Linked DNA regions of Mus musculus: all the other regions are linked to region 6. Evidence: chromatin loops called from intact Hi-C (ENCODE). Cell type or tissue: heart. All regions are shown on one strand. Region 1 overlaps Gm36670 (a long non-coding RNA gene). Region 2 overlaps Fto (fat mass and obesity associated). Region 3 overlaps Fto (fat mass and obesity associated). Region 4 overlaps Fto (fat mass and obesity associated). Region 5 has its middle 25 kb from the start of Gm36670. Region 6 holds the start of Irx5 (Iroquois homeobox 5). Region 7 holds the start of Gm36325 (a long non-coding RNA gene).

The links. A loop is a pair of places that touch in the nucleus more often than their neighbours do. Peaks named below come from ENCODE experiments on the same cell type or tissue, not always from the same donor. Only the 100,000 strongest peaks of a DNase experiment are listed, where the experiment ranks them.
Region 1: a loop joins it to region 6, with 2.7 times the contacts of the local background. A loop is called at or near these places in 2 of 42 quality-filtered maps.
Region 2: a loop joins it to region 6, with 6 times the contacts of the local background. A loop is called at or near these places in 4 of 42 quality-filtered maps.
Region 3: a loop joins it to region 6, with 4 times the contacts of the local background. A loop is called at or near these places in 2 of 42 quality-filtered maps.
Region 4: a loop joins it to region 6, with 4 times the contacts of the local background. A loop is called at or near these places in 16 of 42 quality-filtered maps.
Region 5: a loop joins it to region 6, with 7 times the contacts of the local background. A loop is called at or near these places in 5 of 42 quality-filtered maps.
Region 7: a loop joins it to region 6, with 2.0 times the contacts of the local background. A loop is called at or near these places in 4 of 42 quality-filtered maps.

The regions. Positions count from the first base shown.
Region 1 is chr8:91,986,385-91,990,384 of GRCm38, reverse strand. Gm36670 (a long non-coding RNA gene) reads left to right here. Exons shown (of 3, transcript XR_879094.1): 2 at 1-45; 3 at 1,309-1,608. Among named protein-coding and RNA genes, the nearest start is that of Gm36670, 3.5 kb to the left of the region's middle. In heart, no CTCF peak of the experiment used is centred here; DNase peaks (open chromatin) are centred at 134, 934 and 2,314; H3K27ac peaks cover 1,491 bases.
Region 2 is chr8:91,487,063-91,491,062 of GRCm38, reverse strand. All of the region lies in intron 7 of Fto (fat mass and obesity associated), which reads right to left. Among named protein-coding and RNA genes, the nearest start is that of 4831440D22Rik, 21 kb to the right of the region's middle. In heart, no CTCF peak of the experiment used is centred here; no DNase peak of the experiment used is centred here.
Region 3 is chr8:91,628,038-91,632,037 of GRCm38, reverse strand. All of the region lies in intron 8 of Fto (fat mass and obesity associated), which reads right to left. Among named protein-coding and RNA genes, the nearest start is that of Gm36325, 85 kb to the left of the region's middle. In heart, a CTCF peak has its summit at 2,206; a DNase peak (open chromatin) is centred at 2,257; H3K4me3 peaks cover 674 bases; H3K27me3 peaks cover 1,095 bases.
Region 4 is chr8:91,378,982-91,382,981 of GRCm38, reverse strand. The region is part of intron 1 of Fto (fat mass and obesity associated); the gene reads right to left. Among named protein-coding and RNA genes, the nearest start is that of Fto, 67 kb to the right of the region's middle. In heart, a CTCF peak has its summit at 2,438; a DNase peak (open chromatin) is centred at 1,061; H3K4me3 peaks cover 544 bases; H3K27ac peaks cover 1,677 bases.
Region 5 is chr8:91,964,545-91,968,544 of GRCm38, reverse strand. No RefSeq gene overlaps it. Among named protein-coding and RNA genes, the nearest start is that of Gm36670, 25 kb to the left of the region's middle. RefSeq lists an enhancer at 242-2,214. In heart, CTCF peaks have their summits at 1,363 and 1,567; DNase peaks (open chromatin) are centred at 944 and 1,424; H3K4me3 peaks cover 1,246 bases; H3K27ac peaks cover 2,173 bases; H3K27me3 peaks cover 1,503 bases.
Region 6 is chr8:92,353,916-92,357,915 of GRCm38, reverse strand. It overlaps Irx5 (Iroquois homeobox 5), which reads right to left and starts at 120. Exons shown (of 3, transcript NM_018826.2): 1 at 1-120. Crnde (colorectal neoplasia differentially expressed (non-protein coding)) reads left to right here and starts at 1,796. Exons shown (of 4, transcript NR_110452.1): 1 at 1,796-2,228. In heart, CTCF peaks have their summits at 151, 1,837 and 2,041; DNase peaks (open chromatin) are centred at 135 and 1,715; H3K4me3 peaks cover 4,000 bases; H3K27ac peaks cover 3,937 bases; H3K27me3 peaks cover 256 bases.
Region 7 is chr8:91,712,795-91,716,794 of GRCm38, reverse strand. It overlaps Gm36325 (a long non-coding RNA gene), which reads left to right and starts at 1,980. Exons shown (of 3, transcript XR_387906.3): 1 at 1,980-2,413; 2 at 2,605-2,701; 3 at 3,807-4,000. RefSeq lists an enhancer at 270-4,000. In heart, no CTCF peak of the experiment used is centred here; no DNase peak of the experiment used is centred here; H3K4me3 peaks cover 2,279 bases; H3K27ac peaks cover 4,000 bases.

The sequences.
Region 1 (4,000 bases), 370 kb after region 6:
ATTAGCCCGAAAGAAGAGGAACATGGAGCCTCACTTTCCAATCAGGTGAGCATGAAAATCAAAGGCCACATTGGGAACATCCTGGTCCCATCAGGTCACAGGAGTGCTGCAGCTGTGACCAGGGGAGGATTGATGGCCTGAATGCACTGCAGAGTCCCTGTCTCCTGGGGAAGTCACCTCCTAACTCTCTTGGCCAAGTTCACTCACAATGTGGTTCCTGCCTTCCCTCCCCTCTCCTTTTTCTGCCAGCCCAGAACAATAGTATATCCAACTACAAAATGAACCAGAACACAAAAAGAAAAATAAACCCTCGTCGGTCACAAGAAAAAAGGGAAAGAAAATTTATGACTAAACCCTATTTTAAGAAAAGGAACAAAAGGCAGAAGGCCTTCCTCCATTCCATACTTTCAACTGCACATCCCAGGTACCCTCTCTAAGGCTTGAGATAGGACCACCAACAAATCTGGTGTGTCATATATGGTGACAATGGCTCCCTGTTACCTGGTGCATTCTTCCAATTCATTCTCTCTCTCTCTCTCTCTCTCTCTCTCTCTCTCTCTCTCTCTCTCTCTCTCTCTCTCTCTCTCTCTCTCTCCCTCCCTCCCTCCCTCCCTCCCTCCCCTGCACCCAGCTTCCTACTGATAACAAATCTTAGAGTAGATTTGGAATTGGCCCAACTTGAAGATCAATTCTTTCTTCCTTTCATTTGGTGCCTGAGCATCTCCCAGCTTGAGGGTGACCCAGGCTTGCTGCAAATTTCTCCCAGGCTTGGCTCCCTAGCTCTTTTCCTTTTAAAGTGCAGCTCCAGGAGGATGTCATTGTGTACATTAGCAAGGTGAAGCTTAGCACCCTCTGGACCACTGCTGGCACAGGAAGCAAGGAGCTGACCAGCCAAGGATAATAAAGGCCTCTGTACTTCCTAGGCTGCCTGCTCCCCGATCCTTCTCAGCCCGGTTGTTATCTTTAGGAAGTGCAAGGTGGAGGACGGGGAAATCTTATCTGGCTTCCATCCCAGTTAGAGGATGCAAAGCCCCTCCTGTACACCTTGGGAACATTGTCACAGCGGGGTCAGATCTCGCTCAAACGGACTCCAGTGACTGAAGGGGCCCGTGACCTACATTGTCCTCCATGTCCTCTGTGGCATAACACAGACTCAGCTGATTTCTTTCAAGGCCCATGTTATCGCATTTGCAAGAGTGTGGAACCTTCACTCTCTCTTTCCAATGTGTGCTTCCTCTTACACTTATTCACTGATGAACATTTTATTTTGAACACACACACACACACACACTCGTGCTTTCCTTTCAGAACATTCTGGAAGCAACTTGCCCAAGTACACCCTGTCAGTCCATTTCCCAGTTGAAGAATTTCCGCAGGCTGGGATCTGGGAAGCTGTGGACTGACCCAGAGTTGCCCTATTAAATGCATTTGCGACTTTGAGCTGAAGAATATTTGCTGAAAGCTGGATTACCACTTGGTAGACCACCAGCAGCTGTTGAAAAGCAGTGCATAAAAGCTTGTTTATGTCTTTAATGGCCCACTTAATTGATGAAGCAAGTATGTTCTTCATAATAAAATGCCAAGAAATAATCTTAATACCCCAATGTATGCCACCAGTGAATTAAGAAACATCTGCTGTAATGTAAAAGAATACTTTATTTGGGGTCTTCATTAAAAACATGATTCTATGGAGTTCTGCTGATTTATATTGTACACAACAAATTAGAATGTCTTGAAGTAATTATTCTTTACAATTAAACCTACAAGTCCACTCTTAGAGGGGAAAAGAGTCTGCTCTGTCCTCCTTTCCTTCAATCATCTTAGCACATGCTGGGTTCATCCATTTCACCCAAGAGATGTGGAGATGTAGAGAGGGCCCATCTGTGTCTACTTCTCTTAGGAAGACACACAAGCCCAGCCCTGCTTCTGAGGGCTTCTGCAGAATAAAGAACTCCAGGGAGTTGCAGGAAACTAAGAGTAACTCCTTTTGGTAATCTCTTGTCTGACTCCAATGTGGAGTTCACTTTAGGAGATTCAGGTTTGGGGCTAAATAGAGGACTAAGAGGGGGTCCTCACCCTGAAGGCTGAGTCTATGATTTGAAGGTAGGCTGGAAGAAATCTATCCCACCCAGAATCAGAGTTTTGAGAACCCAGGGACTGAGTGGCTGTAGATGTCTGAGAGAAAGAAGGTGCTGAAGGGAGAGAGTGTGACCAGCTCGCCAGTGCTGGCTCCCATCCCCCCTTCTCCAGATGGCGTTTGTCTCCCACACACCCACTATCACACCAGGAAGCCACATGTCACCACTCCAGCACCCAACACCACTCTTGATACAGGGGCATGTCGATTGCTTCCTGGAGTTTGGTCCCTAGAACAGCCCTCTTGCTTCAGAAGCCAAAAGACAAGTTATTTTAAAAGCGAACACAGGGCAAGCGGGTGGTTCAAGGGCAGAGATTTGTAACCCTGGCTGCTACGGAGAATGAACTGGGAAAACAGAAAAGCACCTGTACTCTGATCTCACTGCTGGAGATGCCCTCTGAGTACACAGAAGCCACAGAACTTTTCTGGGTTTGTTTTTAAATTTTTTATATTGAATTACATTGAATTCTCCAGCTAGACCCAGCCCACTAGTGTTTGTGGAGACAAAAAGAAACTACTGCTTTGGAGAAAAAAAATAGATGTTTTTGTTTGTTTGTTTGTTTGTTTATCTGTTTTAAGATGGATGGCACTTTTCTCAGTCAAATGTTTTTTATGGGCCTTTCTGGCTTTTAAAAAAAATGCAATACTAGCAACTGTTAGTAGGAAGGTTATATGGTATGGTTGCTACAGGTGACAGCATGGTAATTCTTCAAAATATTAAAAATAGGGTTGCTGGGGGTTGAGCAATTCTGCTTCTAGGCATGTACTTCGAAGAACTGGAAGCATAGTTCTCAAGACAAATGTGTGTATCTTGGTTCACAGGAGCCTTGTTCACAACAGCCACAGGGAAACAAGGCAAAGACACTTAGATATATGATCAAAATATGCTATGGAAAGAGGATGGAATATTACTCAGTCTTTAAAAGCAAGTACATTCTGAAACAGCCTACAGCATGGACCATGCCAAGGGAAGTAAGCCAGACAGAAAAGAGCAGATGCTGTGTGTCTTAGTTGCTCTCCTGTTGCTTTGATGAGACTCCACGACCAAGGCAACTTATAGAAGACAGAGTTTATTGGGGTGTTCCAGCTCCCGAGGGATGAGAGTTCATCATCGCCTTGGCAGAGACCATGGTGGCCAGCAGGACATCTTGAGACATAAACATGAGGCAGAGAGAACAAGACACTGGGAATGGTGTGGGTTTTTTGAAACCTCAAAGCCTGTCTCCCAAAGGCATACCTCCTCCAACAAAGCTACGCCCTCCCAATCCTTCTCAAACAGTTCCACCAAGTGGAGACCAAGTATTCAAATATACTAGCCACTCTAATTGAGACTTGCCATGCTCTATGAGCACTGTACACGAACTACCTAGAGAAGTGAAGCTTAAGAGACCAACAGTAGAAAAGTAACTGCTGGGACCGGTGGGAAAAGAATGAAGAGAAATTGTCTGGTGGAGACAGAATATCAAATTGGGAAGAACAGAGAATTCTGGAGGCAGATGGTGGTGACTGCTACAGGAGGACATGACGGCCCCCTCTGCCACTGACCTTGACAATAGCCGTGACATCAAAAGCCATTGTGTAAATTGTACTACACTTTAGCAGTATTTTTTTTCTTAAAAAGATTTATTTTATTTTATGAGCACACTGTAGCTGTCTTCAGACACACCAGAAGAGGACATCCGACTCCATTACAGATGGTTGTGAGCCACCATGTGGTTTCTGGGAATTGAACTCAGGACCTCTGGAAGAACAGTCACTGCTCTTAACTGTTGAGCTATCTCTCCAGCCCTGTTTTTTTTTTTTAAAGGTTAACTCAAGGCTATCGAAACTGTCATCATATGAGGCTAGTAAGCAAAAGACAAA
Region 2 (4,000 bases), 870 kb after region 6:
CAATGTCCCAGTCAAAAGAGGGAGAAGGGAATTTAAATCTTAATTGAAAGCCACCAGACATTTCATTCCACATCTTAAATTACTAAAATATACTCTGCTCCTAAATTAGAAATACTGACCCTAGGGTTGGAGAGATGGCTCAGTGGTTAAGAGCTTGCCGGGCTCTTGCAAAGGACCCAGGTTCAAGTCTCAGCACCCATGCTGGTTGGCTCACTACCACCTCTAACTCCAGCTCTGGGGGACCGGAAGCCTCTGGCCTCCAAAGCCACCTGCATTCCTGTGTACATATCCACACATAGACAACCTGCATTCCTGTGTACATATCTACACATAGACAACACACACAACTAAGGATGAAAATGAAAACAGGGTGAAATGGGAGGCAAGGTACGTTAGTACATTGTTAGTACATGTAATTTAGTATTCCCAGGAATACTTATGGGGAAAGATAAACATATACATGTATAAATATACATACTGTATCTGGGTGATTTACCATTAATATGAGCCTGAAATATTTATTAATATTTTATTGTTATATCTTTCAGGCCCCCTAAAATCTTTAATTTAGGAAGAATTTTAATATGAATTTACTTGCGCTATTATCTAAATACCATTATGTTTGATATATATTTCAGCACATAGGAAGCAGCCTTGTTCTTATGTTCACTATAAAGAACTTTATCCACAGCTACAGTGACAGCTTCATTAACCTTTCCCTAAACAAATAAACAAAACTGCTCTTTGGCTCGCTCATTCCCTGCAACTGTGGGAGCCACAGGCTGAGGACCCGTCCCTGCAGCAGCAGGCTGCCTCCACAGCAAGCTTCCTCATGATTTATGCAGACCACAGTGACAAGCAGAGACGCGTGACTCACCTGGAATTAAACTATTATAAATAACTTGTCAGGGACGCCTTTACATTCTGATGAACATTTCTCTGTTAAACTTTAACAACAAGGACCTGGTTATGTTATGAAATGAAACACCCACTCATTTGCCACATCTCTCTGCTCTCCTGGGCCAAATTTTAACATAAATGGGTAAATTAAATGTAGCCTATAGCTTACCTAACGTAATTATATGTTGTATTTTACTCTGATTCAAAACGGATACATTAAGATAATCCAGCCTTGGCTTGCACCCACTACGGTTGGCAAAGGTTATTAAGGCCAATGGCCATGCACAGGCTGCTACTGTAACCCAGGGACTGTTGGGACAGGAAATGGTCCAACGCACAGGGAGGATAAGCAGGAGCCACACCCCCTCCCCCCCCACCCAAGGAAAAGCAACAGCAATGGAGAGCATGAAAAAAAAGACCCCGCAGTACATAAACCACCAGCTCTTCTCAGGGCGTTCCTCGGGAAGCTCCCCGGAATAATTCCTCTGCATTGTACAAAACAGAGGTTTTTAAGGTCAAAAGGAAATGAGTAAATGCCATCAATTTAGAGGATTTCAGCCCCGGCATTCTTCTCGGTCTCGCCGCGAATTTGATAGTGTTAAAACATTTTTATAGGTAAGATAAATGTCAGTTTTGCAAAGAGCGATACCAACCCCTGGGAGACAAACGGCCTATCCACTGGATCTCAGGCCATGGCGAGACGGCGTCGCCTCACAGGGGATGTGAGCTTTTCATACTCCTCTTTAGCCAGCAAGAAAAGCTTGCACGGTTTCTTTCAAATGCTAACTCTCCTATCCCGAAGTGCCTCCTCCTAACATAATAATCTTGGATGAGAGGCAGTGGGTTGGCTGAAAAAATAATAAAATACAAATATGTGACTGGTACTCAAGTGTTAGAATGCTTCTTGAGTGGAGAGCAAAGAAGGCAAGAAAGGCTTGACTGTGGTGCAAAGGGTCAGGCTGCTCCGGGCTCAATGCTCAATAAATTCACCAAGTAATATTCAGCGGAGAGGTGATGTTTTATCAGAATGTCATTCAAATATAAGGGCCTAACATTTACATCACAAGAGCAAGCACACACACCGTCCTCCGGGAGAGAAGCAGTAAGAATAAGCAGTGTGCCAGGGCATGCTTGCTGGGACAGGGAGTGGGGAACAGAGGCCCGGGAGTTTATGTACAGCTGACTAAACTTTCTGAAATATGTGGCTGGTTATGACATGTGCAGCAATTACCACTAATGGGGGAACAGCTATTTCAAAATTCATTTTCCATTCTCCTGTAGGCTTCTGGAGGCAACCCCTCCCAACCGCACGACAGAAAGGACGGGAAGACAGACAGAAACTACAGCACACACCTCTTCCCTGGTACAAGAGCCATCAAAGACTGCTTAACACATAGGCAAAAAAAACCCCAATACGTGCACTGCCCAAGGTCTTATTGAAAAGGACAGGCGTGTGCTACAGAGCAGACGAAGGTGCACTGATCAAAGACACCTTTTCACAACACGCACAGGACCCCATTAACTCAAAAACGCAAAAAGATAACAAGGAATCACTTGTCTAAAGTCATAATAATTTGGAGCAATATATTTCATGGAAGAAAAGTTTGAACAATCAAGAAATGCCCTTTTGATTAGCTGACTTTCACAGAATCTAAACGCGCACCAAACGCTGCATTTTTGAAGTAAAATTGCTGTTGAATCTGTGAACCCACAACTGATTTCCCGTGTTATGGAATCTTGAAGATTACAGCTAACTTGAAGCAACAGGGGTAATTCCTGGCAGTTAATGGGACATTTATATGCATTTTCCTGAAGGACAGCATCTTGGGACCTCCAACTGGCAGCTCAACACTGCCCCCTACTGCTTACAAGTTAAACCAGAGAGCAGGAACAAGGCTGACAGAGCCAGCCGCACCAGCCAATGCCTATCCAACCTTAATAACCAAATACCACATGGCACGGCACTAAGAGCCACAGAGCAGGGGACTTTTCCAAAGATGATTCTCCGCCGTCTCTTTCAATAGCAAAAATAATTTATCATGAGTTTATTAGAAATCTTTTTTTTTAAAGGCCTAAAGCAATGCTTCAACTTAATTTAGAAGAAACATCCCTTTTATCTTGGCCCAATCCTTCACTCTGCTGATAATGATCCAACTGTGGTATGCAAGGGAGACACTGAAACATTGATTTCTTTTTTTCTTTTTTTCTCAGTAAAGAACAGAGCTCTGGAAAATTCTCCAGATTGCTGCTCCTTTAGTTTACTGTTTTGTTTTGGATCTCTCTCTCTCTCTCTCTCTCTCTCTCTCTCTCTCTCTCTCTCTCTCTCTCTCTCTCTCTTTCTTCCTTTCTTCTTTTCTTTTTCTTTTCTTTTCTTTTCTTCCTTCCTTCCTTCCTTTCTTCCTTTGTTTCTTTTTTTTTCAGTATAAAATATAATAAAAAGAAGGTTCTTCCTCTAACTAACTGCCACTCCTAGCGAATGTGTGCACTCATGGACTGAGACTGGCACACAGCCATAGTCAGATATCTTTCCAGTGAATTAGTGATGAACTTCGCTGTGTGATCACAATACTAAACATTGCACTTGTTGGCAGGGTGGAATACTCCTAAATCAAATACTTCTAAAATAAAAACTGTTTTATGGCTGGAGAGATAGCTTAGCAGTTAAAAAGCACTGGCTGCTATTCCAGGGGACCCAGGTTCAATTCCCAGCACCCACACGGCAGCTCACAACTGTCTGTAACTTCAGTTCCAGATCAGACACCCTCACACAAATACATGGAGACAAAGTACCAATGTACTTAAAATAAAAAATAAATGACTAAACAATTTATTTTACAGAATTATGGAGTTCTTTTCTTACTTATTTCTAAGTCCTAGTTTACAGCTTGGTAAGATTATGACTTCAATGTCAGGTTGACATCTAACAATTAGGCCTCGGCAAGCAGGATCCTAAGTGCCTATGTAAAACATAACAAAAATCAAAAGTTCACACAAGCACAGTTGTACACACCCTATAAAACCAGCATTTCCTCCGCAGGCTTGGCTCAGGAACAGAGCTAGTCAGGCAGAGAGGGAAACTTCAGCATCTCCAAGTTGGCTA
Region 3 (4,000 bases), 730 kb after region 6:
GAGAGATAAGTTTAATTAATGTATGCATAAAAATAGCCATGGTTAAAAAAATGCTTTCATTTCCTGGGTAATTTTTCGGGGAGTGCATGCATATGGTTGCTGTTATTGCTTGAAAGATAGAAAGATGCTTAAGCCTGCAGCAGTCAAAGGTTTACAAGACGAGGGCTGCTGCTCTCTGCCTGGCCCCGGGAAGGGTGTGATGAACACGATCTGAAATCAATATCAGGGAACAGTTACTGCATCTCAATATTATTTGCGGAGATGGGCTTCTGGGAGGAGAGTGGGTAAGAGAGATATGTCAATAGCTTTAACGAAGCACTCCACAGCCATGCACAAAGGGAGGTCAAATAACTATCAGCCGACCAATCCCAATTGTAAGTAGTAAAAATGATAAAATCAATATTATTAAATAAAAAGTTAGCACTGCTATTGAACCCTCTCATGATCTTGGCAGAGCCTGGCTGCAAACGAAGGAGGCCCTTTTCCAATCTCTTTGCTGGTAAGTGGTGAGGACGGTGAGCATCCGCACCCAGGAATTTTTCACCTGTACACTGAGCCGCAGGAACTGCTAGGAACCAGTGATCCTTGCCAGTCCTGGTCCCACAGCTGGGCCGATCGCTTTGAGCTGGCTTTTGCCTCTCTGTCCTTCTGGGTGGCAGAGGTTGGACTAATTCAAGCCTCTTGAGGAACAAAGGAAGGACCTGCTTGGTGTCCTCGCCAATCTCAAGATTTAGAAATTTATCAGAAAAAAAAAAATCATGGTGCTGGGATGGAGAACAAGGGCATTTCAAGAGCAGAGGACTGACCTGCCCTCCTTGGTAGAGAGGTAGTCTCAAAGCCAAGGCTGTGTTCTTCCTTGCTGCGGCTAATCCTGATTCTGGAAGTGATATGCAGACAGGTACCGAGAAACAAACATTTAGAAAAAGACTGCCCAGTCAAAAATGCCCTAGCCCTGCCTACAAGAAGGGGAAATTAAAAAAAAAGAAAGAAAGAAAGAAAGAAAGAAAGAAAGAAAGAAAGAAAGAAAGAAAGAAAAGAAAAGAAAAGAAAAGAAAAAGAAACAAAACAAAACAAAACGAAAGGAAAGAGTGCCTAAGAGTGAGTAGCAGGCAGCCCGTGGGCGAGGCGGCATGTGCTGCTCTGACCCGCATTTAAACACACAGCTGCTTAGCCTTTCGAGCACCCAGAGTTGGCTCCGTGTTTACATTTCATAGAAGCTACTACAGAGAGTAAACAGGAACCTTTGGTGAATTATTTAGCATACAAATAAGCCAGCAAGGAAGACTAAGTAAGCGCTGTGAACTAACTGGATTGAAATATTCATCTGTAAATAACCCTCCAATCTGGCGCTTTCACGTACAAATACTACATGGAACATTAGACACAACTAGCTTCTAGGGATATTTAGGCTCACTAGAGAGCAATTTTTATGTCTACTGGCATCTGTGGGTAGTGATATGGACTGACTGTTAATATAACCAACATAAAATTTATGTGAACACTCACTGAAATAGCAGCACACTGTCAGACAGCTGGTGGCTGATGCGGAGCACATGCGGGTTTTATATGCACTGCGTAAACTAACCTTTGCAATAAAGATTTAGCAGGTTTATTAGTTTAGGAAATCGCTATAATTAAGGATAATTCATAATGGCCGCTTATCCACTCTCCAGCAATAGCTCGCTTAATTTAGGCTCCATTTCTTTGAGCCATAAATAAGTGAGCTGCTATCTTCTGCACAGATGTGGCATTCAACTTGTTCATGTTGGCTGGTTTTTTGCTTGTGTTTTAATCAAAAGCATTAGTAGGTGAGGCTATAAAAAGCCCAAGGTTTGAAATAAAATTAGCAAGGGCTGCACTGGCAAAGTTTATTTTTATCTCCTAGCTTCCTTCCCCCTCACAAACAACCTCAGCGCCAAAGATCTAACCTCCCCTTCCAGAGGTAAGAGCGATTACAAACAAATAATCCTTTAAAGTGTGCTAAAGGAGCTTTCATTTTAAAATCCAAGGAGAGGGAACGTGACAGAGCAATAACGTTAATGAAGGCCAAAGAAATATGAGCGTGACCTCTCTACAGTATTTCCATTTAACTGCGCATGTAATTAAAGCCTGACCTTTGTGAGTGCAGCACACTCGGCTGTGCGGGGCTGTGCGGCAACTTCCCCTGTGATCCGAGCTCCTCTGCAGGGAGACAGCGGACATTTCCACAAGTGCAGTGCTGTCTCCTGCCTTCAGGATTGGCCAGGACGCACGGTCACGCGCTTGCTCCCTGTTCCATGGATGGGGATACTCTGTGCTGCCTCTTAGCTACACCTGACGCTCTTCCTGCACACAGCCTCTGACTCTTCCTGCCAGTGGGCATTTTCTGCAGACACCCAGGGCATGAGTCAGCAAAAGGTAGCCAATGCCCGAACCCAGGCCCGGATTCTACCCTGAACTAGCTGGTAAGTATGCATTAGGTACGGGGCAAGCACTCCTTGGCCTGGTTTGAGCAGTCTGCAAAGGGAAGCTTACCCCTCATGCATCTCCCCCAGGGAACTGCAGTGTGATTGACATGGGAATTTGGAGTCATATTAAGAATGAAGCTATATAGAGACTTAAGGTTCGCTTTGTTCTTGAGATTTTCATGACTGTGGAGTTAATCCTGGTGTAATGGGAAGAGTGTTGGTCAAAGAGTCAGAAGATCGGATGTAGTCTGAGCTGTGTCACTCACAGCTATCCTGTCCCCCAAGAGACAGTTAGCCTCCCTGCATTTCAGGGTTCCTGTGTGCAAATGGGGACATTAGTACCTGAGCACCTTCTTTGGGGGCTATTGTTAAAAATCCAGAGGACCGATGCTGACAGCTACTTTCTGGGAGAGTATAAATTCCATGGCAAGTTCCACCCTACTCACTCACTGCAGGTGACGCCCCAGGCCCTAGCTCCCCCTGGGAAAGTGGAGCTACCTTGCCCACTCACTATGCTGACAGGACAGAGAGAAGCGCTGTGTACAAGCAACCAGCTAACTCACAAGGGGTGTACCCTCCAATCTGTCCCCCTGACAGCTCCCAAAAGTCCTCAGAGTCACTCAGACCAGAGGGGCAAGGACTTGGAGCAGAGACAGAATCTCGAGTATACATGGGAAGTATAAAAATTGCCTTGAGTAGCTGTATCCAAGAGAACCAAGAGAACCACGGAGGGAGGGTCCACACCGGCTCAGAGTTCTGGAAGGTTTGGCTCCCTAGGCTTGTGTATAACATCCCTGTGGGTGTGATGAGTGGAGGTGGTGGCTGCCCTCCTCGTGGGGGACAGGAAAGCATAGTGCACGAGGAAGTACCTGGCATCAAGCACAACCTCCATAGGCCAGTCCCCAGTGACCTACGTCCTCTGCCTAGACCCCACCTAATAAAAGTTTCCAGAACCTTCCAAGCATAGCTTCACAGGCTAGACACTAAGTATCAGTACTTAGTGTGTGTGTGTGTGTGTGTGTGTGTGTGTGTGTGTGTGGCTGCTTCATGCTCACATAACAACAGGTGTGATGCTGTGGTCCCTAGGAAAGGGCAAAAAGAGTCACTTTAAACAGCTGCGTCTTTCTCTGAAATACCTTTCCTATTCTCTGAAAGGCACTAAATGCAACTCAGTTTCCTCCACTGGCAGTCTCACCCAGTGAGGAAGAACAAACTGGCCCCAGAGCCTTGTACCTGTCTACAAGGAACGTCTCCCTCAAAGCATTCTCATTGACAGGTTGAGATTGGAGCTAAAATGGAAGAAATGGGCAACATTTAACACTTTTTATTGATAAATACCAGTCCTCAGTGTTCACTACCACAGGCACGCGTGCACAAGACAGCAGCAGCCGAGGGACAGGTGTCTAGTGTTTGGTGTTGGTGGCAACAGCGTGCCAGCTCTGTCTGTCCTCAGTGTCTTTGCCTTGGTGACCCAGAGTGGCCAACGAGAACAGGTGGGAGCGAACACAGCTCCCTGTCTGCCAATCTGAGGAAATGCATGGTCAAGGCCGCCT
Region 4 (4,000 bases), 970 kb after region 6:
CCTTGCATGTGGACAATCAGTCCAACCCGCAGAAACACAGAAGAGAAGAGCCATCTGGATCGGGGACAGAAAGGAGAAATAAATGTCAAAGAGTTACTAAGTTTGGATGGACACAGGAGTAAGCCCTGGTGACTCTAGCTCACATCAATGTACAATTTCTAAGTTGTTAAAAAAAACCAGGTTCTAAATGATAATTAAGTGATGGATATGCTAATGAGCTTCCTTTAACCATCCCACAACATATGTACCAGTCATAATGTCACAATGTACTCCATTTACACAATCATTTATTAATTTAAAAAACTATCATTGTACAAAATAAACAAATAAAAATAAAAAATAAGCTGACCCTTGTCAAGTTTCAGTACATTATCAAGGAAAATATGACGATTTAACACTAAGAAGCCCACTCAAACACTCTCCCTTCAAGACCTGAGGAAGACTGGATTTTGTTCATAAGCCTCAACCAAAACAACACAGCAGAACAAAACAGTAGAACAACTAGGTACAACATCAGCTATGAAAACCCAGTTTTGCTAGACAATAAAAAGATTTGCTAATATGTAAATCTTTTTGATAAAGTTTTGTATTGGAAAACTTATTTTTTATATAAAAAAGTCACAGTCACTGCTATTATTAAATGAATAAAGTTGTTTTGTGATTCTTCTGTTTGTTTCCAAACATAGTAACTGCCTGGAGACAAGCCTCTACAGAAACAAGAGGTTTGGGGATTCTAAATAAACTTTACTACAAAAGAGCTGGGAGAACAAAAGGTTTGAGAACTTCTAAAGAAAATATATTAATAGCTGCCTTCACATACACACACACACACACACACACACACACACACATATGCATAGGCACACATACAAAGCACATGCACACATGTGCACACACATAGCATCACTCTGTAGACAGAAGATGAAATGGACTTCTTGGGACTTCTTGTATAATTTGTTAGAGCCCCATGCCCTACTAATTTGCATGTCTAATTTACTCAGAACCTCTCTTCCTCCTCCTCCTCGCTGGCAAGCAACCACAAATTCCACTGTGATTTCACAACCCTCACTTAAGCAAACGGCAAGGCTGTGGCAGAGTGGAGCTCCTCCAGCCTGGCAAACAGGCTAAGAGCTCAACTCCCAGGCTTTCCCTCCCAGGGTCCTTTTCAAACCCTAAATCCACAAAACACTGCATTAGTTTGCTCAAAGCAAATAGTTAATTTGTCCTTTCACTAGAAATCAAAAGGGCAAAGTCACAGAGCCGGGCTTCTGCTTCAGCCCCACGCTGACCCTCCACCATCCCCCTCTCCCCAGCAAGTGGCTGTCAGAGCCACGCAGAATCAACAGATCAATCAATCCATAACAAATATTTATACTGCCTACATGAAAAACAGGGGAAAAGAAAACTAACAATGCGGGTAATAAAATAAAAACGCCTTAGTCAACAGTGCTCTAAGAAGTCTGAACAAAGGAGAGAAGAACCTTGTGCCAAGGTGATGAGAAGAAGAAAGCAGAAAACAGCTCGCCAGGTAATAAGGGCGGCAGAGCTAAAAAGTCAGTAATCAAAGCAGCCGATCAAGCGTCGGTGATTAGACCTCTGGCTAACAGTCGGCTTCAGCAGGGGAGAGCGGGAGATAAGGCGAGGATGATAGACTGTGCCCTGATTATGGAAGGTCCAGAGAGTCTGGCTGAGTAGTCTGGATTCCATCCTGAATGTAATAAGCAGCCACAAAAGGCTTTTGAGAAGGACAGGAACACAGTGAAGGCATAATTTTGGTGAGAGAGAGAGAGAGAGAGAGAGAGAGAGAGAGAGAGAGAGAGAGAGAGAGAGAGAGTGTTTAATTTGCTGCCCTGTGTTTTAACTCTATTTATAATATGGTTCAGTTCAAAGGAACCAAGACTGGAGGTCGGAGGGCCAGATAAGGAAGATGACTGAGAAAGCCCAGGGAGGCAGGAGCTGGGCCTGAACCAGGGGGTGGAGACTAAATTGTAGCATCTAGAGCTCCAGGAGCCAGAGAGGACCATAATGAACACAGTGCCACAGTGGTAGTGGGAGTTAACAGCACTGACCACATACTTAAACAGTACCTGCTTAGCTATTTGCTGTGCTGGGAAAGAAACAAAAAACTGGTTTGAGTCAATTTGTAGCCAAGGCTCCGGAGAAGTGTTAGGCCTCACCAGGCTCCTGGCCTGATCTACGAGACTCAGAAAGAAAATCAGCACCAGGAACCTTGGGCTTTTTCTGCAGACAAAGTAGTTGTCCCAACACTGGATTTCCAGCACAAGGCCAGAAAGGTCACAAACTCATTCCACTTAAACATCAGTTGTCACGGTGGCACCTTCCTTTTTCCTGGCTGTCTCTGGCTTCACCTATAGCTGTCTGTCCTTACAAACGGACCATTCTAACCATGGCTTCCTGATCCTCTCCTGCCCACATGTGGCAGATGTGGGACTCCTTGACAGGCTAGCCCGTAACACTGCTTCGGAAGCCACTACAGCTTAGCTTTGAGCCCAGTTCTCTGCTCCTCAGGAGGATGCTATACAGAAACAACCTCTCGTCACTGCTTCCTGCAACCAAACCCATACACACACCATAGGTAGACATGGATGTGAACAGAGGCAGAAGCGTCAAAGTGCCAGGTGTTTAAAGTGAGCTAGAACTCACAAAGAAAGCCCTGCTCCAAGCAAATGTACTTAATCTCAGCACTCAGGAGGCGGAGGCAGGCGGAGGCAGGCGGATCTTTGTGAGTCTGAGGCCAACCAACCTAGTCTACAGTCAGTCAGGGCTACACTGAGAAACTCTTGTCTAGAAAAAACAAATAACATATAATATACATGTATGTCCTCCAAGCATGAGTGGCAAAGTCCAAGAGAACTTAACTTGTAACAACCTTTTGTAACAACCGCCCCTTTAAGATCTCTACAATTCATCTTGGCGTCAACACCGGAAGCTCCTTAGGCGTCCTGGGTGATTATAACCACACCTTACATTTATTTGGGGCTAGGAAAATAAATACAAGCAGAGGTATTTTAAAGAGTTCCCATTTATTTTTCAGCAGACACAGGAGAGCAGAGGGCGTTATGCCAACTGTAGGAAATGAGAGAATCAAAGCAAAGATACGGTATACAGGCTGCCTATGGTCACGGAGGATAAGCTAATGGCCCAACTAAAGTATTTCTTGCTTTCAACTTATTTCTAGCCTGTTTGGTCTTCTGTCAGTTAATTCTGATCATGCTCTGTAAATGATAAAATTGTTGGCATAGAAATAGTAGGAGCCTAGAAGGACTTGTAAAACCAGAAAGAATTAAATGGAGCCTAACTTACAGCCATGGAAAATATTAAAATTCCATGTGTAACTTTTCTTCTCCATTTTAACCCAAGATGTGGTGCCTATGCAGGCACCACTGTTGTAAACACCACTGTTTACACCACCAGTGTGTAAACACCACTGTTTACACTTGCACACTTCCAACACACAGGCCTCCGAGTACCGAATGTCATCCAATGCAGGCGGCTACTCATTTATTTTTCTATCACTCTACAAGGTAGAAAATTAACAGTGTTGTGTTTACAAACCTTCACTGAGCCCTTACATAAAAGCTCGGACATGTTTGTATTACATGCTGCTCCGGTGTGAAGACGCTCGGAAGCAAGTTAATATAAACCTATCCTGAGCAAATGTGCGGGAGGTAGCCCTGTTAGACCCGGGTTAAGCTTTGACCTTCCCAGCTTTTTCTGAGAATGTACAATCCATCACGTACAAAAACACAGCGGAGGTGTGAGGTGTTGGTAAGTACCCCTGTTAGTGAGAAATTCTGCTAATTATTACACCAAATAAGCAGAGTTAACAGGCCATGGCCACAGCGGGGCATGTTTCAGGGCATTAAATAGCCACACAGGGTGGAGAGGAATATATTACACTGTGCCCATTACCAATAAAATAATTTCCCTGACACCCAGAAAGCCAGTCAGCTGGAGCAACCCAAGTGGCCTGTGGCTC
Region 5 (4,000 bases), 390 kb after region 6:
CAAACACCGGCCAGCTTCTCTTTCCAGTGATGCGTCCAGAAAAAGGTCGTTCCCAGTAGCTACATCTTGTCTTCCTAATTTCAGTGCCAGCCATGTTCACTGCTGATATTTCATCCATCCAAAATAAATAAATAAATAAATAAATAATAAAAAAATTTAAAAAGCAAAAAGATCCAGATAGAGATGGATGAACCACACACAGCAGAGATGCTCACAGCATTAAGATTCTGTGGATGAGCTCATGTGTCTGGTGCTAACGCAGACTCCAGTCTTTATGTGGCCCTGTCACACACACACACACACACACACACCCCGCACCCTCCTCACGGCAGGATCGCCATCACCTTTCTCTCTCAGAGACTTTTTAAAGCATCTCTCTGAATTAAACATAAATTCTGAGCTGCTTGCAGCGTTTCTCTTAAAACACAAGGGCCTCGAGCTGGTGGTGAGTAGAATTCAAACCCTGCTTCCGAGCTAAACGGAACGCTGAGAGATGGCTGGGAACCCGTTTAGACAGGAGCAGTGGCTGGGTGAGATGAGGGGCCTCTCTTTGAGATTTGGAGAAGACAAACATGTGCTTTCCTCCTTTCCCTTTGTTTTTAGAAATTAGGATAGCTTTTCAACACATTGCCCTCTGCTACTCGGAGTGAACGGTCGGAGCACGGCTTTTATTCCCAGCTCACTAAGTCAAGTAAATAGAAGCTTACAGCATGGAACGAGGAGTGATAAGCAATTCCCACTGCTGCGAGTTCTTAATATATAAATTCATCCCGCAGCACTTGAGTAGCAACTGGCAAAGCCAGAAACAATGGAAAGCCGCCAGGCCCGGCTCCGACGAGGTCAACCATCAAGGTTATCTATACGCAATTACTGGTATCTACAAACTTGCATAGCTGTCAGCTGGTCAGAGCCCAGATGAAAACTCACCATGCGCTCGGAAAGCAAATATAGTTTCTGAGGAGAGCCTCAAATTAGCTCCGTGAATGACTTGGCTTCCAGCGTGCACCAGCCGGCCCGCCTTTGGGGAACATTTCTGCAGACAGTTCTTCAGTGTCTAAATTTGGGCATTATCTTACAAATCTCTGTTCCCGAAGTAGGAAAGAACTGGAATTGCTCCTTAACCCTCAGCGACGATAAATTATATCACTTAACAATAGATAAACTCGGGACACTTTTCCTGTGCGGAGCGCCTATTGTGAAGCACTTTCTAATCGGCGGCATCTCCTCTCCCCGGTCGGCCCCACTAAAGACCTGTCGGTGGGGAAGAGACACAATAATTTGTTTTCTAGCTCCTCCTTCAGTGCCATCCATCATGTGAGGACACAAGGCTGCTCGGCAGCAGATATGGATCTGCTTCCGCTGGAGTTCCTCTTCCCATCGGACTCTGCCAAGGGGTCGTGTTTTCAGAGCCGTGCTGTGCTTCCAGAGCCTGGAAATGAGGCCCCTGCCCTCCCTGGCCGGCGTGGAGACAGGAGAAAGGGCAAGTCATGCTGTTGTGCTAAAGGAGGCTTCTGGGGGCAACCCCGCATCCTCCAGCGTCTGCCCCATAGGTCCGTGTGCTAACGGTTTCACCCCCTAGGGGGCGATGTTAGGAGGTGGTGGGATCAGTAAAAGATGAGGCCTGCTGGAGAGCTGCCTAGTCATTAGAGAGAAGGAATTGTGAGACCCTGGCATCTTGTCTCTTTCCTGTTTTTGGTGGAGTTTTGTTTTGTTTTGTTTTGTTTTGTTTTGTTTTGTTTTGTTTTGTTTTGTTTTGTATTTAGTTTTGTTTGCTGCTTCCTGGCCAATGAGGTGGGCAGTTTGTCTCACTGAGAGAGAGTTCTGGCTATGATATGCCTCAGACAGTCACTGAAAACTCACAACTATGAGCCCCAACAACGCTTTTTCATCTAAACGTTCATTGTGCTTGTTCTTTGGGTAGTGAAGGGGAACTAACTGGCCGCCACCACAGCCCTAACCATGGTCTTTGCTGGCAGCTATCTTCCCACCAGGACCTTCCAGGGCCCCCACAGAGACGTTCTTTGTATGAGGGGGGGTTAATCAAGGCCCCAGTGATTTTCAGATTATCTGCAAGAGGCCACACATTGGAAGTAGATTAAGAATCAGCTGCCTTTGATCTTGTCCGTGGACCATTTGAACTGTGACTCCATTTCCACTCTGTCCCTCTCACCTTTTTGGTCATCTTTTGCTGACATCTCTCCTCCAGTCCTGCTCAAGCCTTGAACGTTAGCTGTGGGTTCACTCTCCCTGAACTACAAAATTAAGGACTGTGACACATCTACAGTATAACCTTCACATTAATCTGCCTAGGTTTTATGTCTTAGGGTTTTACTGCTGTGAACAGACACCATGACCAAGGCAAGTCTTATAAAGGGCACCATTTAATTAGGGTTGGCTTATAGGTTCAGAGGTTTAGTCCATTATTATCAAGGTAGGAGCATCGCAGCATCCAGGCAGGCATGGTGTAGGCAGAGCTAAGAGCTCTACATCTTCATCTGAAGGCTGCTAGTGTAAGGCTGGCTTCCAGGCAGCTAGGATGAGGGTCTTAAGCACACATCCACAGTGACACACCTACTCCAACAAGGCCACACCTCCTAATAGTGCCACTCCCTGGGCCAAGCATATACAAACCACCACGCTTTGGGATGGAGGTTTGGTAATGGTTTTCTTCATACGAAATGATTTTACATGGGGCCACAGAGCGAGGAAAAGGCCAGAGGGAGCCATGTCTGTTCCAGCTCTCAATCAGGGCAGCTCGGGCTTCTGGGCCCAGGTAGATGGGGATTTCATCTATGTATGTACAACTGTAAAGGTTGCCCGCTGCACAAGATCACACCTGAGAAATGACATTTACGTCACTGCTTTTAGAGACTTCTATATTTATGATGACAGTTTTCTGGCAAACGACAACTGGAACCCTTAGATCTGCAGGCTCTGCCATCTCCAGACTCAACCAACCAGGATGAAAAAAGAAATTCATTTTCACAAAGTTCCAAAGAGCAAATCTTGGCACTGCCTGATGCTGGGCACTCTGTATGAACGGCAAGCCTTACTCAGGCTGCTGCTGCCTGCTGCCTGCCTTCCCCAGTCCAATGCCTCAGTCTCCATCGAGCACCGTTTGCATTTGCATCGTGCACGTGTAGTGGACTGAGCAGCGACATTTTTCTCACTATTACTCCCTAAGTGATGTGAGACAATTGTCATTTCCACAGCATCAGTGCTGCATTGAGGCTAACCAGTAACTTAGAGCTGATGAAAAGCACCAAAAAAAAGATGCAGTTATACAGATATTGTGCCAAATTACTGAAGGGACTTGACTAAGCACCTTCAGATTTTGACCCAGGGCGGGTTCTGGAACCATTTTTCACAGATAACAAGGAATGGCTGTAATGAGTTTCAAAAGTGCAAAGGGTGTACTGAGAAAGGGAGCTTTTATTTCAGTCAGCAAAAAGATACTAAGTGGGCAGGGACTGCCCTGCAAAGGACCCCACTCCTTCCACTGATACCTGCATAGCTACACTATAGATTGCCTTCCACGTATCAGGGAGGGTGGTCATGATCGGATGAGCTGTTCATGAATTTCTCTTCTCCTGCTGGATCTCTTTGTGCATCTTTGTATCCCAGTACAGAGCCCAGCATCCAGCTTTGGTTGGATGGATGGATGGATGGATGGATGGATGGATGGATGGATGGATGGATAGATGGATAGATGCATGGATGCATGGATGGATGGGTGGGTGGATGATAGATAGATAGATAGATAGATAGATAGATAGATAGATAGATAGATACTGCATTCTTCAATGGCTACCTCAGCTTTTAGTATGTAGCAGGTTAAAACCAAATGTACCAATAAGCCAAGCCAACTCAATCCGTATTTAGGCAAAACAGATTCGCTATACAGAAGGTGCCTCCTGACCAGCAGGCACACTTTCTCTCCCACAGCCCAGCCCTGAGCGTTTGAGGAAGAATAGTGTGCTTTGCTGCAGGTTTCAGGGGT
Region 6 (4,000 bases):
GGGGCTCTGCTTTTGGCTTTGCAAAGGTCCTGCCAAGATGCTAAGTTGGAAATTGAGGATTCTGACGCCTTGTGTGCGCGCGAAGCTCCTCCTTCCCGGGGTGTAGTCGGTGGGGGGACTGGCAGGAGCCTCTGGCCGGCGGCAGCCAACCCGGCCGCCAGGCGCGTCTCGCCCTCTCCCTGTTCCTCCCCGGCTCCTCTCCCGCTCACTGGCGCTCCCCTCGCCCCTCCCTAGCGCCCGCCTCTCCTCCGCCACCCCCCTCTCCTCCTCTGCCCGGCCTCCCCCTCCTCCCTCCCGACTCTTCCTCTCCTTCTCTCTTTCTCAGACTCTCGAGCGCCGGCCCCAGGATGACAATCACATCCCAAGCGCGCCGATCGCTTCCAACTTTGCTCTCCTTTTGCTAACTCTGGGCGGAGCGGCAATCTCGACGTACAACTGGCCTTAGTCTTGGCTCGGGCCGTTCGGGAACACAAAGGGAAAGATGCAGCGGGCTGCGCTCGGGAGAACGCTCTGCGCCCTCCTCGCCAGTGCGAATAGCGAAGTTGGCGGACGTCTTGTTCTCCCGAGAGCTGGGCTGGGAGGTGGTTTTTCTCCCTCCACGCTCCACAGTGGCTTCTCCCTCCTGCCGGAGGTCTCTAGGTTGAGCTGGAGACCTGGAATTCAGATCCCAGGGAGAGTCGATGGATGCCGGCGCTCAGGGCACAGCGAGGCCGAGATGACCGCCTTTCTGCGCCAGCAACTGCAGCAGGTGGGCAAGAGCCAGGCCTAAGTAGAAGGGGCCCCGCTAGCCCTTCCTTCCACCCATCCCTGGCAGACGACGAGAAGAGGCTAGAGAGGAGACTCTGGGGTCTCTGGCTGGGGGTGTGACTTTTCTCTGGAACGAGGAAGGCAGTGGGCAAGAAGTGCCCGACGGAGAAGCTGTTCTACCCGAGTCGGTCCCCCAGACGCCCCCGGCCCCTTGCCATCCCAAGTAGCGATGCCTGCTTCTCATGTCTAGCCACGAGCAGCTTGCCCCGTCAGGTCTGTGGAGCCGGAGGGTGTGGGGTCTCGCCCCTTTTGTTCCACTAAGTCGCCTTCCACCCTCGCTCGCCCCCGCCCCAGTTCCACTGCAAACACTGGGCAGTGAACAGTGTCCAACCCAACCGCTGTTTGTTCAGCGAGGCGCTGGCCCGGCAAACACACACCACAGAGTCCCAGGCAGAGTTCTCGGAACACCCCCTCCCCAAACCCCCCACGGCCACACAGTGAGAAGGCAAAACAGACCCTAGTCCCTGGTCTCCACCTCCCGCCGCCGCAAATTACAAACGCACTGAAGCTTTGGGACAGACAGGGGCGCTGGTAAACCAGGACCGCCGGCGGCAGAGTGCACACACCACACATCAAGCATTTTGTGGCCTTTCACAACCCAGCCACGCGCAGGCTGGAGCGTAACAATACACAAAGTTTCCTGTAATGATTCTCACTAGCCAGCAAGCAGTTTGCTCGGTTGGGGCCGTGGCAAACACTAACCCCACGCGGATCGCACAGGGACCCGCACCGCGGCGCGCATTCACGCACGCGCGCAGACTGCCCCCTCACTTAGCACTCAGGATACAGGTTCCGCCCCCGAGAGGTTGGACCCCGCGGACTACATTCTCCAAGAACCTCTAGGCCTACCCCGCCCTTCCCCTACACAGCTTCGCCTCTGATTGGGCGTTGGTCTCCATTAGCCCCTCCTCTGGATGACGTAATCCGCTTCCCTCGGAGTTCCAGCGCCAGGGGGCGTGGCTGGGAGGGTCTTTGGCTGCGTATTGTCATGGAGACCAGAAGCGGTCGGCTGCTGAAGCGGGCGGCTGCGAGCTAGACTGATCGGCACGCGAAACCGGAGCCCTGGAGAGCGTGCGGCGGCCTGAGGCTGCCTCTCGGGCTGACCATTCCGGGTTCGGGGTAGGCCGGAGCTCTTCAGGGAGCGTCCCCGCCCCGACGCGCGGGTCCCCGCCTCCCGCGTCCGCACCGCCCCCCGGCTCCGCCCGCTCAGCCCGGCTAACGGTCGGCGCGGCCTGCCACGAGGGAGCGTCCGCGGCCCGCGCAGAGCCGCGCACCAAGCCGATGGCGGTGGACGCAGCAGGGCCCCGCGGTCTGAGTGCGGGCAGGCGCGCGTGGGCGTGTCTCCCTGGCCCACGCGTGTCCCCGGCATCAGTGTCTCGGCTCTGGTCCAGGACGAAGACTTCTGAAAGCGAGCCAAGGAGGTTTGTGCCACCGAGAGCCCAAGTCTGTCACGCAGACATCCTCATTACATAATCCTGCCACTTGGGCGACTTGACTGTTTCTGTCTCCCCCTCCCCATCTTGCTCCCCACTCTATATTTTTTCTGCTCTCTCTCTCTCTCTCTCTCTCTTTTTTTTTATTTTTTTTATTTTTTTTATTTTTTTTGGTGTGTGTGAAGGACTAGAAAGTGTCCTGCAAGATATTGAAACATTTAGAATTTGCGATTTTGTTTCTCTGGTTGTCACCTCCGCTCTACATCAAATTTAAGGCTCATTTCTTAAGGATGTCTCTATTTTCTGCTTTATTTGCACACTGATGGCTCTGCTGCTCTGCTGGCCTCAGCCGCCTGCGTCTGATACAGAACCGCGTTAATAAGAGAGGGAAGGCGAAAGCTGATCATTAGCAGGCAGACGGAACTCAGATAGCATCTGGCGTCCTTTTCTCCATGTTTACAAGAAAGCTTTTATATTCTCGCTTGGTAAACACATTCTTGCTGGCAAACACAAGGTTTTAACTTTTTATCTTGATACTAGGGGAGAATCAACACTCCTCCCCACACAAACACCTTTTTTTTTTTTTCCTTTCTGTTCCGTCAGCTTTTCCATTTGGGAAACTGTTCACTTGTTAGCTGTAGTTCCGGGTCTCTTGTCGCTGAAGCTTTTTATACACCAGCAGAGGTAGGACCCTCATGCCAGATCACCAAGACTCGTTTATTCCCCCTTACTGCTGCATTTGTATATTTCTAAACATGTACTAGGGCTAGGTTACTCTGTTTTTAATGTTGGCTTGTTAAGCTTCATTTAAAAACTTGCCAAGGGTTTATTGGTTTGTCGTGTCTGCACGGATCTAGTTATGCCTAGCTCTTAAAACATCGAGCTTTAAAATAAGACCTACGATTGTGCTGCCAAGATCTGGCATGGCGCTTGCTCTTCAAGTTCTGGACAAGTAGGGCTGTCATTGTTTCTATCAAGTGCAAAGGAGGTGACGCCTGTTTGCTTAGTGTAATAGTTGTTTACAGTGAAAACTTTAAAGACTTACAAAAGTAGACCCGCAGGATTTTAAAGATCTCGTCATTTCTGTGGCTGAGACACAGCAGCAGCATCAGGAAAGGCAACAGATTGCTTCTGTCCTATCGCTTGGCTGTTTTCGAGTGTTCTTAAAGGATTATGATTGATAAGGCTGTCTTGCTGGAGAATGTTGACACAGGTGTGCATCGTTATCTTAATTAAGATCCAGAGAAAATGTTGTCTATAAATGGAGACACAAGGAGAGGACATAATTTTGTACAGTTTTGCTTTTGGAGACTTTAATTGCTCTTGAAAGCTGTCTTTGAGCTTCCAGATTTTGTGAGACAGATTCTTTGGCAACAGAAGTTTTAGAGAGGAATGATAGTTTAATGTTAAGTGTTCTGGCATGCTCTGATACTACTTGTGGCTTTTTGGCAATACTTTGTGTTGGCTTTCTTTGTGCTCTGTCTTTGTGGAATTATGGCTCTCAATTTCTAAAGCAAAGCGTAAAATAGAGGGCTGTATTGTTAGGCAGACAATCATTAATGGTTGGAATCAATCTGTTGAGGAAGACGCGTTTAGTGTGCATGAAACAGGGAAATACTGAAAATGTAAACAGTAGAGAAATGTATCCCTTTTAAGGTCTGAGGAAGGAAAGAGCCTTCCCAAGAGCCTTGGTGATGTAAAATCATTCTCTTTTCATATTATCAAGTGCATAGCTGCAGTGTTTATGGGATGCCTCCTTT
Region 7 (4,000 bases), 640 kb after region 6:
ACACAAGAGGAGGGAAAGAAAGCACTGGGCACCGGCAGGACAGACCAGGTATTGGAGAGCTAGCCCTTCCTTCTTAAATGCTTATTGAAATGTTTGAGGTCTAAAACAAGATGTATTTACTGGCACTGAACTAGGAGAAGAAAAAACACAACACAGAAACTAATCGAGTTTAATTAAACGTCAGAACGCCTGCAGATCTTCATATTTTATCAGAGTCATTGATGGCTAGGTTTACTATCCCTCCCAGACCCCATTACACTGGGAAGTAATTGTAACGGTAAATACAGCCCTGTGAAATAAAGTTCACGGGATGGTCACTGGGGAGTCTTAGCTTTGCCTGCGGATGCACCCACAGCCAGAAGACTAAAGCCAAAAGGACTCCTTAAAACCTTCTCTGCCATCTCCATCAGACTGAAAACAAGGGGCAGGTGCAGGGTGTGATGCTGGGGAATGCTTTGAGAGTCAGGGTACCTGGATCTCTCTGGACACATTGGAGCCAGGGAGGCCACAGCCACAGGTCACCATCCCCCTCCCCCAGTCCCTTCTTCCTAGTGCCTCCTTGACTGAGCCCCCACCCCTCTTTTAAACCTCTATCATGGCAACCACCTCAGGGCCAGACCCCTAATTACCAGCTTCTTCTAAGTGTGTGTGGGGGGAGCCTTTGCCAATCCCGCCCCATTCACAGCACAGACCCAGGGGGCCAGGCAGGTTCAAAAGGTGAAATAAATGAATCTTTACACATTACAAGGGCCCAAGCAACATTCTCTGTGGCATTAGGGCCCCTGAAAGAGCAGCAAGTAAAAGCAGGTGTGTTGGGCGCCCTGTCAGCTAACAACACTGATAAGGCTGCCATGCCTGGTTCTGCTTCATTTCAAACAGACTGCTCTGGAGAGGAGGGGAAAGCCAGAGCAGAAATAATTGCCGGAGCTTCCAGTGAGCAGGGAGAGCCTGCAGGCAGAGATCAACGGGCCTGATTTCACCCTCTTCTCTTTATTTCTATAACCTTAAATGTTCTGCTATTATAGAAGTCATTATGTCAGCTCGCCCCAGCCTCTCCAGCTGCCCATTTTCAAATTGTATCAATTGGTAAGGCTTTGGGGCTGAGGGAACTCCATCTTGATTCCTGGTTCCTAGGCTTTGCAGATAAAGCGACTCCCCCCCACCCCACCCCACCCCAATCTGATTCATCAGGATATGCTGTCCTGAGCATGCGTCTAGATCAGATCCTGCCCCCAACCCCCCCTCCCCCACATACACACACCCATGAACTGCCTAGAAACCAGGCAGGGCGTGGGTGGATCGATCTTTCTTTCTCTCTTTCTTTCTCTCTTCCTCTTTCTTTCTTTCTTTCTTTCTTTCTTTCTTTCTTTCTTTCTTTCTTTCTTTCTTTCTTTCTGTTTTTTTTCTCCCTCCTTTCAAATGACGGATAATAAAGCAAACTGAGAGCAAAGCAATGCTTGTTACAGAGCTTCTGTTGACGTGGCTAAAGGGGAGTCTGATATTTCCTCTTCCCTGGGGATAGGGTCAGCGGGCTCTACGCTCTGGAGTTTATTGGTGACCTCGGGCATCTCAAGCAGGAGAATCGGGTGCACTTGCCTCCCACGAGCCTGTTCGCATAAACACTTCTGTGTTTTATTTTGCTGATTGTGTGAGACATGGTCTCACCATACTTCTCCGGGCTGGCCTTGAACTCACAATCCTCTTGCCTCAGCCTCCCCCAATGCCTTGCACTCTGTGGAACAGACACTTGCCAGGCAAAGTGTAGGAAGAGCTGGGAAACAGGTTGTGTTGACCTTTTATAGCTAATCAGTTACAGTAAAAAGAAGCACATTAAACAGACACATATTCTCGGGGCCTTGGCAGGCACACAGGGATGTGAGGGAGTTGCTCAAGAGAGTACGAAAGTGAGCTGGTTGCTCAAGAGGGTGCGATAGTAAAATGTCCAGGCCAATCAAAGGAAAACCTGCAGAACCAACAATGACTTGTATAACTGCCTCGGCATACACCACCTAGAGACTTGGTCATGTTAAAAAGCGGGCAGGGGGAAGATGCGCCATCATTCACCAGGCTCGTGAGGGCATCTGGCAGCCACCAAGAATGTGGAAAATGACTTGGAAAAGAGATTAAGCCAGAGCCTCCTGCGCCATCACCAGCTCTCTTTGGAGCTGATGGGAGAGAGTTGGAGACATGAGGAAGAGCGTGAGGAAGAGCTGGCATCATGGGTCAGAGATGGGCTGGCTCTGTGGCGAAATGAAGGAAGAAATCAACCAGACGCCTGCACTACCACTGAGAACTTGGGGGGGGGCAGCGGGAGGAGGCAGGAAGCAAGGGAGTATGAGACCCCAGCTACAGGAAAGAGCACCAAGATGGCAGCCGGTCCCCTCAGCCCCTTCCTTAATTCCTTCCAGTTAATGTAAGTGTAGAGGAGAGGAAGGGAGGGAGAGAGAGAGAGAGAGAGAGAGAGAGAGAGAGAGAGAGAGAGAGAGAGAGAGAGAGAGAGAGAGAGAGGAAAAAGAAATGCTAATTGAGCCGGGGACACTGACAGATCTAACAGAAAGTGTCTTCATTGGGAAATTGCCATCTGAAGCCCCCTTGTTCCTTCAGAAAACCAGGAGGAGTGAGGCAGAGGGAGCCTGACAGGAAGTGAGGACTCCAGACTTCAAACACAAACATTATGAAAAACAAGCAACATCTGCAAACAGTAAGTACTTATTTATATTTTATGGAGTGTGTGCTTGGGATTCTGACAGGTTTTTAAACAGAGACCATATTAAGCCCATTCAAAGGCGAGAATGTCCCTTTTAAAAATGCATTACCCCGCTGCTCAGGCAGGCAGGCCGGCTGCTGGCCTCAGGTGAGCCCTGACCCCTGCCGACCTGGTCTAACAAAACACACATGCAGGTTTGCAAGGGGGGCCGTTTAGTGCTCCTCTCTCAAGGTCATCGCAGGCGGGGGCTGGAGGGTTAGTATGCAGCAAGCTTTTCCCTCGGCTGACAGAGGCGCTTTGAACTTTTCCCTTCTGAACAAATAGGAAAGGGAACCGCAAGGAAACTGAGAATCTGAGGCAGGAGCCTTCCACAGCTGAATAAGCTGTAAATAAATACGTAAATAAATAAATATGTGGCCATCCTTGTCCCCAACAAATGAAAGACGCCCCTCCTAGGCTTCCAGGGGCTTTGTGCATTTGCTGCATGTGAGAAACTTTAAAATAAAAACAACAGAATAAACCTTCTCTTTCTCGCCACCCCCCCCCAAGGATGAACCCTTTATTTTTGACAACAAATACGAGATGGCTGGCAGGTACCGTGAGCTCTGTTCCATGAAATATTTAGTAAGGCAATAGCGACTCCCTGGACAGCTTAAGAAAACCACGATTATATTCAGAGAGAAAGCCACGAGCAAACAGAGCGGGCAAAACACAAAGGAAGATAAGGGAGGAGCTTTCAACAGGACTTCCTGTCCAATAAGGCAACCAGGCTTGATCCATATGTTTTGAGAAAAATCAAAGTGTCAGAACTATCCAAAATGTCAATCGCTCCGGTAAGGAATATTGTCTAACATTTTCTATTACACCGTTCAAGAATTTGCCTCGCAGCGCAATTTGGAAGGGAAAAAAAAAAACTCTTTCATTTAAAAAAAAACACTCAAAAGAAAAGAAGGAAGGGGGGAGGTGGGAAGAGGCGAACAAGGCGCGTTTGAGGGGAGTGTAACACGATCGCGCTCCGGGCTCCCAACCGTCCTGAAAGCCAGGCTGATGAAAGTGGCTCTCCTCCACACCTCTCTGCAGTTCTTTCCTTTCTTTCCAGACACTCTTGCTGAGGGACTTCCTGGACAGTGGCGTGGAACGAAGCAGGCTTCATGCACCGGGCCACCTGAGGCGCAAGCCTTCGGCAGTCTTAATATTGCGATGATCCGAGAAAATGACTTAAGGGATGAGCGAAGGAATATTCCACTCATCTCGCTAGGTGCCGGGTACCCAATCACGGGGTGACCCACTTTG